2 separate regions of the Mus musculus genome follow, and region 2 is linked to region 1. The links are chromatin loops, found by intact Hi-C in ENCODE. Cell type or tissue: left cerebral cortex. All regions are shown on one strand.

Evidence for each region. Hi-C counts contacts between places; a loop is a spot of excess contacts. Peaks named below come from ENCODE experiments on the same cell type or tissue, not always from the same donor. Only the 100,000 strongest peaks of a DNase experiment are listed, where the experiment ranks them.
Region 2: it touches region 1 in a loop (2.9-fold over the local background); 24 of 42 quality-filtered maps call a loop at or near these places.

The regions. Positions count from the first base shown.
Region 1 is chr7:101,917,137-101,919,636 of GRCm38, forward strand. The region is part of intron 2 of Lrrc51 (leucine rich repeat containing 51); the gene reads right to left. Among named protein-coding and RNA genes, the nearest start is that of Lrrc51, 2.8 kb to the right of the region's middle. In left cerebral cortex, a CTCF peak has its summit at 1,129 (motif pointing right); a DNase peak (open chromatin) is centred at 1,118.
Region 2 is chr7:102,084,280-102,086,779 of GRCm38, forward strand. It overlaps Xntrpc (Xndc1-transient receptor potential cation channel, subfamily C, member 2 readthrough), which reads left to right. Exons shown (of 22, transcript NR_104582.1): 11 at 1-301; 12 at 2,119-2,331. It overlaps Trpc2 (transient receptor potential cation channel, subfamily C, member 2), which reads left to right. Exons shown (of 13, transcript NM_001109897.2): 2 at 1-301; 3 at 2,119-2,331. Among named protein-coding and RNA genes, the nearest start is that of Trpc2, 2.4 kb to the left of the region's middle. In left cerebral cortex, no CTCF peak of the experiment used is centred here; a DNase peak (open chromatin) is centred at 1,437.

The DNA.
Region 1 (2,500 bases):
GAAGGCTATATTAGAGTGGTACCTAGCTTTTTGTTCAGGCCTTGTAGCTGATGAGGAATTTTGGGAGAATTGGGTTGGAAAAGTGATGAGTTCAGGCTTGGGTTTGGTGTGTTCGATGTTCCTGTTGTATGAAAAGGCAAGAGATGCCAGGTAGGCAGGTAGGCAGGAATGAAGGCCTAAAGCTGAGAAGACAGCCTTGCAAATGATGAGTACAGAGTATATATTGTTAGGCAGACAAGCAGTCCCTCAGAGAGGAAGGGGAAGCCATTTAAAAAGTTAGTGAATAAACCGGGCGTGGTGGAGCACGCCTTTAATCCCAGCACTCAGGAGGCAGAGGCAAGTGGATTTCTGAGTTCAAGGCCAGCCTGGTCTACAAAGTGAGTTCCAGGACAGCCAAGGCTACACAGAGAAACCCTGTCTCGAAAAACAAAAAAAAAGTTAGTGAATAATCTGAAGAGCAGGAAGATACAAGATAGAATGGTTTTATTTATTTTTAATTAAAATGTTATATATATGGTGTTTTGCCTGCATATATGTTTGCCATGCCTAGTAAGGCTAGAAGAGGTCATCGGATCCCTGAGAACTAGAGTTCCGGGTGGTTGTCAGCCACGGGGTGCTGAAGATCTAAACTAGGTTCTTTGGAAGAGCAGCCCTTACTTAGCTTACTTAGCTGGTGCTAAGCCATCTCTCAAACTCCAGAGAGAATAGGTTAAAGGTGTTTGGAGTGTATGCAGTAGATGGAGAGTAAGGTCTAGGAAAGACAAGGACTTAACACTCATTCTGGCAGCTCAGAAGTAGCTGGTAGCTGTGTAAAGGCTTGAGAACAGAAGCCGGATGCTGGAAAGTGAATGTGCAGAGAAAGCACACCTCTCCCCTGCTATGCTCTTCAAATGAGGTTCATAATGAGGGTGGGTGGGCTCTGCCCAAGCTGGCATTTGTGGGAGACCCAGAACCAGACTACAGTTTAACTCAAGCGGTTCCATTTTCTCTACTGCCTCTAAGCCTTTAGCAAAGTCTGGGGACTTGTAGGGACAGAGCACTTTTGCAAAATCTAGCCAGCTTCCACATACACTTCCATCCATTTTTCTCAGCTGCAGGTCAGACAGCATCCACCAGGTGGCTCACTGCCTTAGTCTTGGAATGAACAGGACACAAGGTTGAGGCCTGAATAGGGTGGTGTATGCTGCCCATGAGTAGGGTCCAGATCATGTCTGCTGCTCACACCTTCCAAACACTTTCAAATGATTTGACTTAGATGAATAAAAATGTCAGAATAACTCCACATGTTCTGCAGGGTATCAGCTTCCTAGTTCAGAGTAGGTCTGGCTGGACCACAAATATCAACAGTAAACAGAACTAGAATTGGGAGAGGGGTACTGACTGCAGGGATCCTCTTGCTAATTTCTCAAGTGTTGCCATGTAACTTTTTCCACATGCCCAAACGTCACTTTGAAGAACTTTTAGTGTCATTTATCTGTTTCCATGATGGAAATGATTGGCAGGTGTATATGGGAAACCCTCTTAGTACTTAGTTTGTGAATGGATTAGCAAGTACCGGTTGTGCAAGGGGTAAGCCTATGTTTGGTAACATGCCCAAAGCTGCTGCTTAACCAGGTTAAGCAAATTAGATGTCCCAAGGACCCCCTCAACTCTGTCCTTTCTTTACCTTCTAAGTGTTGTTGAAGCTCCGGGGAATTGAAAGGGCTTGCTTTTTTTTTTTTTATTAGATTTATTTATTTACTTATTACATGTAAGTACACTGTAGCTGACTTCAGACACACCAGAAGAGGGTGGCAGATCTCATTATGGGTGGTTGTGAGCCACCATGTGGTTGCTGGGATTTGTACTCAGGACCTTCGGAAGAGCAGTCGGCGCTCTTAACCACTGAGTCATCTCACCAGCCCAAGGGCTTGCTTTTGTTATGTCTGTCCCCCTACCCCCATTTAGCAAGGAGTACAATTGCCTGGTGTGTGTGTTTGCACATATATGTATATAACTGTGTAATATCAGGAGCTCAGTAAGTTCTGAACCACTAGTTGAGTGTGTGACATCTGCAGGTTCTATTTTGTGATGTACAGGTACCTTGGGAAGAGCTGTCTAGTGTCTTCCTCCTCTGGAGGAGTCCACAAAGAGCAGAGTCAGACCTTCCCATTGAAAGTTGAAAATTTCTGTGCTATAGTAGGAGTGGTTACACAAAGCTATAATTGCACCTAAAACCTTTATGAACCTTTTTGCACAAAGCTATAATTGCAACTAAAACCTTTATGAACTCTGTACTCCAGCAGTCAGAAGTAATGTAGAACACAATAGAGATCACAGTAGGTGAGTCTGTGCTGGGGATACAGAAGACTAAGACATTTGTCTGATTGAGTGATTTCTCAGTACTCTCCATGAACTTCTGGCTACCGCCTGGCTTTTTCTGAAGATGGGTCAACTACCATAAGAGACCCCTGGTTCCTTCTGCATTTGCTACCTTAAAAAACTGGGGTGTGTGGGAGAG
Region 2 (2,500 bases), 170 kb after region 1:
CTTTGCCCCTGGTGTCACTCCACTCACACTGGCCTGCCAGAAGGACCTGTATGAGATTGCCCAGCTGCTTATGGACCAGGGCCATACCATTGCTCGGCCCCACCCAGTTTCCTGTGCCTGCCTCGAGTGCAGCAATGCCCGCCGATACGACCTGCTGAAGTTCTCACTATCCCGAATCAACACCTACCGAGGCATTGCAAGCCGGGCTCACCTCTCGCTGGCCAGTGAGGATGCCATGCTGGCCGCTTTTCAGCTCAGCCGGGAGCTCAGGCGCCTTGCACGAAAGGAGCCTGAGTTTAAGGTTTGTTACCCCCCCCCCCCATTTCTTAACTCCATCCTGCCCTCAGTGCCCTGTGTCTGTTGTTGCACTGGGACAGGATTGGGCTTTGTGGTGGCTGTTGTAGGAAGTTTGAGAAGTGGGAAACAGCAAGCAGGGATGGAGCCTCTTGTTTTAAGAACAACGATTTTATCCAGAACAGACTTTCATTCCAGTGACAGCCACTTATGTGAGGAATAAGTGGCTTCCACCTTAGGGTACTCTAGATCCATCTAAGGGAAGAGAGAAGACTAGAAAGCAGCTTAGATGGGACATTCAGTGAGTGTTCCCCTTAGGGATGCCCAGTGTATACGTACTGTGTGTTGGGACTCTCAAGCTTGTGATCATGAAAAGGGGGACAAGACGTTCCCAGGACTTTATTCAGCGCCTCTGCGGATGGTCCTGACAGGGCTTGCAAAGCACAGAAAACAGGAAAAGAAAGAGCAACCTGCGGCTTCTGTGTTTTGGAAAAATTCTTAGGGGAAGAGGTGTCTAAGCTTGGCTGTGGAAGGGACTGGTTAGAGAAGATGAGCAGCGAAGGTGGTTGAAGTGGAGCTGAAGGCCTAGCGAGTGGTACATAATGAGGCTGGAGACAGCTCAGTTGGCAGAGCACCCGTGCATGGGCTGGACTTTCATCCCCAGCACTGTGTGGTGGGTCACACCTGCGATCCCAGCACCTGGGTCGTAGAGAGCTCAAGAGCATCTTTGGTAAGTTTTAGGCCAGCCTGGAATACATGAGACCTTACCTCAACAACCCTACCCCAAAAAAAGTATGAGGACCTGGGATGGACCAAAGATATATGGAGTACCTGGTCTAGGCCTGGCATTGCACCACTCCTGTTTGTCCATCAGTGAGCCTTTGGCATTCCCTTTGTGCCAAGCCAGACTGTCTCCATCCTCAAGACTGTCATTAGGTAGGGAACCTATGAGGGTCTCATGAAAGCCTAGGACAAGTTGGGGCCAGAGAACCAAGAGAATAGAAAGGTCCCCACCAGGAAAGAGCAGTGCTCAAAGGACTTTTCCCATCTCATAGCAGCTTGTGGAGTGGGCAGGACAGGAATTCTCATCCATACTTTACAGGCAGAGACTGAGGACTTTTTAAAAATGTTTCCTGTCTGAGGGAGAGTGCTAAGGACTGACTTAGAACCTCGCTGGAGAAAAAGCTCCAAGTAGAACAAGACAGGGTGGAAAATATGCAGCTAGGAACTCCGCACTCTTTTCTGCATCTCCTTAAACTGCTGGTACTGGTTCCATATCAGGGCGGAAAAAGTCAACAAAATGAGCACAAGTGTAAGAGGTAGGGCAGTGAGGTGGCTTGGCAGGGAGAGATGCCGCTGCCGTTGCCGTTGCCGTTGCCGTTGCTGCCGCTGCCGCTGCTGCTGCTGCTCAAGCCTGGCTACCTGAGCTCAATCCTAGGACCCAAATAAAAGTAGAAAGAGAACCAATTCAACAAAGTTGTCTGACCAGCACATGCGTGCTATGGTATGTGTACCTGCATACTTATCACATACAATAACTGTTTAAATAAAGTATAGGAAGTCGGAGTTGTAGTGGGACAGGAGTCAGCGATTAGAAGAGGAAATCCGAGGAGCAGACAAACGTGTTAGGTTTGGGCTGTAGTGTCTTAGTGATGCGGTGGGGATAACATCAGTTAAGTGAAGGTGACACAGGACCGATGAGGTAGCAGGGGAATGGAATAGACCCGGTGATGTCAGAGCTAACCCTGGCCCACGGTTCCGGGAAAGGGGAGGAGCAGGAGCAGGGGCAGGTTGGTCTGATGGCACACAACACTTTTCTTACAGCCTCAGTACATTGCCCTGGAGTCTCTCTGCCAGGACTATGGCTTCGAGTTGCTGGGCATGTGCCGAAATCAGAGTGAGGTCACCGCAGTGCTCAATGACCTGGGTGAGGATAGTGAGACTGAGCCTGAGGCTGAGGGCCTGGGTCAGGCCTTTGAGGAGGGCATCCCCAACCTGGCAAGACTGCGGTTGGCTGTCAACTACAACCAGAAACAGGTCGGTTGGGTCCTACTGCCTGCCCTCCCTTACCCTGGTCATTTGTCCTGTGTTCTCTAAGGCATGTCCAGAGTCAGCCATATCTCGGGACTTCCTCTATCCTTGGGAATTCTGAGACCTTGATTCTGACCTTCCATATGAGCCCTTAACAGCAAGAGGGGCGGTTTCC